Linked DNA regions of Homo sapiens: region 1 is linked to region 2. A link is a loop called in an ENCODE intact Hi-C map of the cell type or tissue named here. Cell type or tissue: Caco-2. All regions are shown on one strand. Links, peaks and the distances in the headings refer to the core of each region. The heading gives the core; the rest is flanking DNA.

Region 1 (4,397 bases), core at 304-4,303, 89 kb before region 2:
TTTTCAACAGGCTGATGCAGCCAATCAGTCTATCAGTTTTTTTGCCCTTTTAAGGGCAAAATAATCTCTGCCAACAATACATGATTTCCCCTTAATGTGTCTGTTTTGTAAATAATTGTGGTTGTCATACAACTATTTTTATAGTGTCCATCTCAATTTTATATAATTTACACCAGTCTTTTAAAAAAACGTTATACATGTAAAGCTTCAATTAATCATAGCCACAAATTATAAGCACCTGTAACAAAATAGGTTTCTTTCATATATAAAAATGTGTTAATATTTTAAAATGAAATTCAGTTCCCTCTAAAATATTTTCAACAAAATATCCATGAAGAGTTTTTAACTCTAAAAAAATTATCAAATAAAACTTCAAAATATAGATTTTTAAGCGATGTATTAATGAGACAATTCTAAGTGGGACCAATCAAAGTTAAAGATTTCCTATATAGATGAGGCTATAACTGCTATATACAGTCAATGTAACAGGTACATAATATAGAAAAATGAAAATATTTTATTAAAGTGGGTCCATTTCTAGTAAGATGAAAACTAACATTTTCAAAAGTTACACTGATTATTTGAGCATCTATTGTTTCTAATAGCGAATTAGAGAGGAAGTATGACTGGTATTGACATCAGTCAACATGGCTCTCGATTGTGAATAGAAATAGAAAGCCAGAGATTACCAGTTATTTGATGAAAACCAGCAATACCAAAGTGGGTAGCCAAGGAGAAAAAAATGAGAAATATCTTACTGACTGAAACAGACAATTCCTGGAAAAGTTAACTTTTTAAAAGTTCTAATTATGATCTTTGTAGGTCAACCTGATTGTATAAAGAAATTACATCCACAAAACAAGAATAGGCTGATATGTAAAGGAACCCAGAGTTTATAAAAATTAAAAATATGTAATATTAAAGTGGTGAAAATCAATAGAAAGCAAAGAAGAAAAAATCTTTGAATCTCAGAATATAAAGCAAAGGCCAGAAAAAAATAGAAAACATGAGAAAAAATGTAAAACGACAAAGAGGATACATACAGGAGGAACAATATCCATCTAATAAAAACTTGAGAAAGCATTATAATCCCTGAGGCTGAAACAAAATGGAAGATGAAAATGGACTAGCAAGTGCTAAGCGGATGAATATAAAAAGATTTTTATCTAAATACACCTTCATAAAATTTTTACTATCCCAAGGATAAAGGGAAGAACTTAAAATTGTTTTCAGCTAGAAAAAAAATTTTCACCTAAAAAGGTAAAAGTAATTGCTTTTACTACTGAATATTATAAACATGGAAAGTTCATACCAATTTTCACATCTGTTAACAGTGTATAAGTTATCCATTTCTCCAATCTGCACCAATACTATTATTATTTTTATAACATTTGTCAATCTTATAGGATAAAAAGGGGTTCTCTTTCATAAATGATGTCCATTTATAGTGATTTCTTTTCATATATATATACTGGCTGCTTGTATTTGTCTTTTGCACATTTGTTTGAATCCCCTGCTACTATTTCTATTGTAAATACCTCATCAGCAATACCAGATACTAGAAGACAACAAAGCACTGCCTTCAGAATTCATAGGGAAAATACTTTTGAATCTAAAATCCTATGTCCAGAAAAGTCTGTCTAATAAAGGGAGAGTAAAACGGGGATTTTTTTAAATGAAAGATTCAGAAAGTTTACTTCAGTACCCTTCCTTTAAAAAATTACTTGATGAATACTTCAATAAACACTTCCAAGTAAAAGAAAGACATAGTATCCAGGAAAGAGTGAAATTAATATAATAGTATAATGAAAAGAAATTTTGGAATGATAATTAAGGTAGATTAAATCAAAAGGTGATGGGTAATTTTTTGCTCAAGTCCCACTGGGTGTCCCTGGTTGCCAAGCAATCTCCTCCACATGGTGTTTCAGGGACCCAGGCTATTTCCAGCCTGTGGCTCCACCAACCCCTAGGACTTTGCCATTGCATGTGTGGTTATGGCTCCAGGTTTCAGCCTGGGGAAAAGAAAAAGTGATCATGGAAGAGGGCTCCCTTTACCCTGTATGATGATTGACTTAACTCTGACTCTTTAGACACATTGAGAGTGCTGGCAAGCCCTATTTCCAAGATCTCAGGGGAGCATCCAGAGATCTATAAAAAGCAGAATTGCTGCAGAGAATGCCCTAATATCTTAGTTCCTAGAGATGTAACCCTCCTATCCCAAAGCTGCTCCAACACCAACTTCATTTACTCACATCAGACAGATGAAATCTTATAAGCTTCATCCATTCTCCAGCTACAGAACCCAGAGTCATGACCACACAGCCAGTTGGTCAGCAGGTTAGACCAGTTACTTCTTGCGTCATGTCTCATTCTTATCAAGTATGGATGCACTCACCTAGTTCCTCAGGAAAGATATGCTTACTTCTGTTCACAGTGTACAAGGTGGCTGTAAGATGTGAATGCTCTCAGCAAAGGCACCTTTGAAATGGATGGGCTAGGCTGGAGGAGGGGGCGTTACAGCAGTGGTTGTCCATCTGCTGTCCTGGCCACAAGAACCATGGGCATGCTAAGTCTGGCCCATATGCTCCTCAGGATATGAAAACAGAGGTGATAGGTTTCTCACCTCTGTGATCTTTGCTCTGCCTCTCACATTGTCACACCTCACTTCAAGACCCTCCTGGGTTTCATTAGTGATGGTGAAAGTGAGCCAACTGGGGATTGGTGTAGGTTTGTTTGGAATTGCCTCTTTTAAAATTTCACTTTCACAGGGTAATAGCCTGGAGTCAACTCTTTGGTGAAATGCTGGAAAAGAAAAAATATGGTGCACTTTATGGCTTGTTTATCCATCTGCACCTTCCCTGATGCATGTTCCTGGAGTCTCTGCCTTCCTGGGTTGTGACCTTTCAGAATTTTGTAGCTTGTTCAAAGCTATTCTTCTGTGACAGTTTAAGGACTAGAAGAGAGAGCCACTAAAAATAACAGTGTGCACAACAATTCATTCCTGCCCCATCCCCAGTGCCGTTCTTCATTTCCACGTCCAGCCTTCAATGTGTATATATGTGAATGATGTGAAAATGAAATTTACATATGGTAGGTTCTCACCTTGTAGAAGTACGAATTTACAGGTCTGATTTTAGAAAATTATTGTTCATCACATCCCATGGGCATGTTCAGGTCTTTTAAATTTATACTTCTGAAGTTCATGATTAAATAGATGTTATACATTAAAGAAGAAAAGTTCAAAATGAGAGAGAGGCAACTTGAACATACATTTAGTTAACCAAAGCTTAAAAAATAATTTGAAAATTGTCTTAGGCTCATTATAATGATCTTGAATTATACTCTTAAGATATTCCAGGCAGGGTGTGGTGGCGCATGCCTGTAATTCCAGCACTTTGGGAGGCTGAGGTGGATAGATCGCTTGAGCCCAGGAGTTCAAGACCAGCCTGGGCAACGTGGTAAAACCCCATATCTACAAAAAATTTAAAAAATTAGCCAGGCATAGTGGCATGCGCCTCTAGTTTCAGTTCCTCAGAAGACTGAGGCGGTAGAATCACTTGAGCCTGGGAAGTCGAAGCTGCAGTGAGCCGTAATGCAGCCACTGTACTCCAGCCTGGGTGACAGAGTGAAACCTTGTCACGAAAAAAAAAAAAAAGAGATATTCCATAGAAGATGAACTTCTTTCATTACGTCTCAAATTTTCATCTACAAGATGCATTAAAAATGTACAGGTCTCTTTGATATGGTTTGGCTGTGTCCCTACCCAAATATCACCTTAAACTGTAATAATCCCCACATGTCATGGGCAGGGTCAGGTGGAGATAATTGAATCATGGGGGCAGTACCCCCATATGGTTCTCATAGTAGTGAATAAGTCTCACGAGATCTAATGGTTTTATAAATGCAAATTCCCCTGCATAAGCTGTCTTGCCTGCCGCCGTGTAATATGTGACTTTGCTCTTCATTCGCTTTCTGCCATGATTATAAGGCCTCCCCAGTCATGTGGAACTGTGAGTCAATTATACTCTTTCCTTTATAAATTACCCAGTCTCAGGTATGTCTTTATTAGAAGTGTGAGAACAGACTAATACACTCCTAAACTTGCAATTCTACCTCTGAGAATTTACACTAGAGAAATACTTAAGAACTTTAGTTTCTGGAAACATGATGATCTCACCAGAAATCCTCTCATTGCAAAGTGGAAATACTGGATAAAATGTAAGATTCTTTAAATGTAGGACTGAGCCCACAAGAAAGGAAAATCCCCAGGGATAAAATATGAAGAGGAACCTGAAATCATAAGCTGTAATAGCTAAGCTGAAATTCTGGAGGTCTTATGGGTATTTTCTGGTCTTAGTAACAGAGGTTTTTCCCTCTTTGTTCCAGTTTCCTTCCCA
Region 2 (4,397 bases), core at 281-4,280:
GCAGGCCTGTGCCCCAATACTAAGTGATAAACTTGCAGTCATCCTTTTGCTTCATTTCCAAGTTTTGGAAAAGTTGTCTTAACAAGCCATGTGCTATTGGCACTGTCTCACCCTAGCACAGTACCTGATACATAATAAATATCGATGGAGTGTTTGTTGAATGAATCCATGAATAGAGCTAACAGCCCAGCTTCCTATAGAGAAAGGTTAGCTAAGCTAAGTCAAGAGCCCACAATTGCATCAGCTGCCAGTTTTCCAAGCAGGAATCACACCATTTCCCTAGAGAATAACAGAACAGCAGTCCAAACAGGAACAATCTGTACAGGCAGGTGGCAAAGGGAACAGGTGCCGGTGGCAGGAGCTTTCTCTTCACCTCTGGCCATATGTGGCCTATGACAGCTCTATAATTGTTTTACAGTGTCGGGGGGTCCTGTTAATAAATGGGCATTACTAGTTTCTAGTAGCACACAGAGCTGTACAGGTGCATCATGAAAGCACAAAGGAGAACTGTTAAGTCTCAGCTTCGAGTCTTTGAAAAACTGGCAATGAAGCTATTACCAAAAAAGCACCTGTCAGTGAAGAAAGTCGTTGGCAGGGCTTTGGAATTTTCCAACAGGTTTTACCCAGCTTTGAGCTAACAGGTAGAAGGATAGAGAGAAAGGAGAAGATGTTCTAGTCATTGCAGATAGAATCTACATTTCATGCATTTGTGAACCACTGGATTTTTATTTAATCTCCCCACCCTCAATTTGATGTTTTCAGCATTTGGAATAAAGTGGAGTTTTTTTTTTTTTTGAAGTTAGTGTGAAATAATTTCTCCAGAACAAGTGTCTCTTTAGGATTCCATTCCGAGGAAGTCAGAGCTGAATAGAGTGAGAGGCTTTCTGCAACTCTCATTCTACCTCACCATGGTCATTTCACAGAATAAATAACCAAGGTCCTATATCAGTCAGCTTTTGTTGTGTAACAAACCACACTGGGTTCACTAGCTTAAACCCGCAAGGATTTATTATTTCTCATGACTCTCTGGGTCAGCAGGGTGGCTCTCATAGCCTGGGGAGGCTCAGCCAGGGCTGGATGGTCTAGGACAGTCTCCATCTGAGTGACTGGCCATTGGCAGGCTGGTGAATCTGGTATAAATTATCTCTGCTGCACACGTCTCTCACCATTCAACAGGCTAGCTTGGCCTTCTTCACCGAGTGTTCTCAGCATTCCAAAGAGCAAAAAAAAATAGGCAATCCTAAGGCACAAGTGCTTTTCAAGTCTCTGTTAACTGTTGTCCCTTTGGCCGCAGTAAGAAGCTCAAAGAAGGCCAGGCACAGTGGCTCATGCCCGTAATCCCAGCACTTTGAGAGGCTGAGTTGGGTGGATCACCTGAGGTCAGGAATTCAAGACCAGCCTGGCCAACATAGTAAAACCCCGTCTCTACTAAAAATATAAAAAATTAGCCAGGTGTGGTGGTGGTGGGCACCTGTAATCCCAGCTACTCTGGAGGCTGAGGCAGGAGAATCGCCTGAACCCAGAAGGCAGAGGTTGCAGTGAGCCGAGATCGCGCCATTGCCCTTCAGCCTGGGCAACAAGAGGGAAGAGTGAAACTCTGTCTCAAAAAAAAAAAAAAGAAAAAAGAAGCTCAAAGAGTGTGGAAGCAACTACCTGAGGCGTGGATCTTTAGAGAAAAGAAGAATTTGTGGACATTTTTGCCAACCAGTCTACCATAAGTGCAGAGGTGCAATAACTTACCAAAGCTCACAAAACAGGAAGAGGCAATGCTGGGACCCAGACCCAGACCTTGAAACTCCTGGCCCCAGTCCTTTCCACAGTACCCTGAACCCTTTTCAGGATTCCAAGGTTAACGTCCAATGACCTTTGAAACCCATTTTAGAAGTACTTGGAGCAGAGAGATTAGCAATAGGTTTCAATGAGGGTTCTTAACTTTAGTGTTGAGAAGAATCCATCTCCTTAATTAGGATAATAACTTGGCAAGGGTCCCTAGGCCACCCCTACCCCAGACCTCAGCTTCTGAACTCTGCCATCCATGTCCTTTGGCTTAATTTCCAGGTTCTCCCTCTCACCAACAGAACACCAGCCTTGGCCTGGGCCTTATATCCCCTCATTCTATGCAGGGAGACACAGAATCACTGCAGGAGATGTTCGCCTTCTGGTGTCCTGTTCGACACCCGTTCCCTCTGGTCGTAGGAGGACTTAGATACTTGGGCCTTTTAGGTGCACTAATGATCTGGTGCCTCTTCAAATTGGGTCCTGGAAACCGAGTCCTAGACAGTTACCACTCTGTTTTCTTTGCCGGTAATGGAGAAAGCACAACTTGGAAAATCACCAATAATCCACACTCATTAAATATTTGCTCAAAGTTTGACTTAAAGGGGTGGCTGAACTCTAACAGGGCTGAAGAGGAGGGATGGAAGCCCCCTGGTGGCCACTGGTGGCCTGGCCTTTATAGCCCTGAGCTGGTTAGCTGCAGCCTGGAAGGCTGATAGAAAGCCTTGCCCTTAACTGGATGCTGAGGATGGCTGGCCTCACACCACAAGGGCTTTATCAAAGTGGTTCTGGAAAGTATGATTTCTCCATCTCTCTACATTTGCAGGGATGTTTTAGGTGATGTGTGAAGGGTTTGTTTTTCTTTTTCTTTTTTTTTTTGGCCTAACTCACTTTCCACTCGTGTACTCTGCTTCTTACATGTTTTCTTACACTTGAAAGAATAATTTATCCTTCATTTCAGTTCATTCTTTAGCCTAACAGGACATAAAAGAAATCGGTCCTGGAAAAGCTACCACTCTGTTTTCTTTGCCAGCAATGGAGAAAGCACAACTTGAAAAAATTCACCAATAATCTGCACATTTTCAAGATCAAAGCAGTTTACAGAAGTATTCAAGACACACCAGTGAAGTGTTGATCTCCATTTTGTCAGCCGGCCCCAAGAACCTTCAATGAGGAGAGATACACAGGGATGGGTGGCCCCTCCACCTCAAAGCCAGCTCCCTACCCAAATGCAAAGAGTTGCCCATTCTTCATTTCTTCTAAAGCCTGAGATAATAAACGAGGTCACTGCCAAGCCCTAAAGTAAACATCGTTATGATACATTCTGCCGCCATAACTAGGGATTCCTCAGCTATTAGTCAGACCGTGACAGCAGGCTCCATTCCCAAACCAGGACTGAGACCCTCCTGAATTCTTGAGCCCATGATGTACCTGTGTCACTGGCTCTCAGGGCTGTCGTCAGAGTGCCCAGCAAAGACTGAAGCATACGTATGGCCGTTTCCCCTCTGCCAGCAATAGTTCCTAAAGGGGCATTGCACTGTCATGCTTGCTATAAAATACGGCCATTGACATTTGCTCTGTTCCTGCTGCCTGAAGGGGAATGATTGCCATCATACACAGGCTTCATGAGAGCAGCAGCTGGTCAGCCTTGTCATCTGTGTCTTCACAGTGCAGTTTTTCCCCAGTGCATCCTGGCTGCCTCTTTCCAACACTTCTCAGAATAAGTCCCAACAAGCCCCCCACCACCCCCTGCTTCCACTCCTAGGATCGTGGTCTCCATCCATCTTCCTGAGCACTAAGAACAAGTGTGCCCCTTCTAGAAAGCCGATTTTATGGTCTAAAACTCACTTTATTCATTCTCCTGGTTTTCTCATCTTAGGAGTGCTTGCTCCTCAATCATGTTAAAGATAATCAGTGTGCCATTTTCTTCTTTTATCTCTTCAAATGGCAAAACTTTTGCTCTTCCCTTTGAAATACCACTAGTGGCATTCTTGAACTTATTTTTAGATGTGTGGAACTGTTCCAGACAAAATCGATGCTCGGCACAGATAAAGCCCCGAGTGTGTTTATTGTGGGTAGAAGAAAATGGAGTGTTTGAATGTGGAAGGCGCACAGCCATGTGCCTGGGTGCAGTATGGCTTCCTTTCATCTGGAAAAAGGAAACAAGCATTGTCGATAATAATATGCAGATGTCCAGCCCCAAATGAGGATATATTGCTAATTAACTATATTGTTAGTTTGTTTTAAGGAGAGAGGCTGTAGTGACATTAATTATAATCTCTGTTGTTTGTTGTTCAAAGTCTATGAGACCAAATGCATTGCTAATAATATCTTCTTTAATATCTTCAGTAGAAGATTCCTAGGGTTTTTTTGTTTTTCTTTAGAATCCCACATAAAAGCCACATTAGGGGTAATGAGGCCTGTAGCCTGAGCCTAATTAAAATAAAATCTAACTAGGCCCTCGTTACCCAATGATAACTTTAGCCATCATTATCATCAACTAGTACTTATTTGTTGCCCCCTGAGCTTGTGAAACTGGGGGAAGGAGGAGGGAGTTTGGAGACTGAAGACAGGGCCTGTTCTTTGCCTTTCAGAAATTTGCCAGCCAGTCTGCCTTCAAG

What was found. Peaks named below come from ENCODE experiments on the same cell type or tissue, not always from the same donor. Only the 100,000 strongest peaks of a DNase experiment are listed, where the experiment ranks them.
Region 1: it touches region 2 in a loop (5-fold over the local background); 2 of 110 quality-filtered maps call a loop at or near these places.

Annotation. Positions count from the first base shown.
Region 1 is chr20:13,171,059-13,175,455 of GRCh38, forward strand. It overlaps a transcript of TASP1 not described here. Among named protein-coding and RNA genes, the nearest start is that of ISM1, 48 kb to the right of the region's middle. RefSeq lists an enhancer at 3,614-3,663. In Caco-2, for the core only: no CTCF peak of the experiment used is centred there; a DNase peak (open chromatin) is centred at 2,333.
Region 2 is chr20:13,259,822-13,264,218 of GRCh38, forward strand. All of the region lies in intron 1 of ISM1 (isthmin 1), which reads left to right. It also overlaps a transcript of TASP1 not described here. Among named protein-coding and RNA genes, the nearest start is that of ISM1-AS1, 22 kb to the left of the region's middle. RefSeq lists a silencer at 2,301-2,595. In Caco-2, for the core only: a CTCF peak has its summit at 2,416 (motif pointing left); DNase peaks (open chromatin) are centred at 2,450 and 3,090.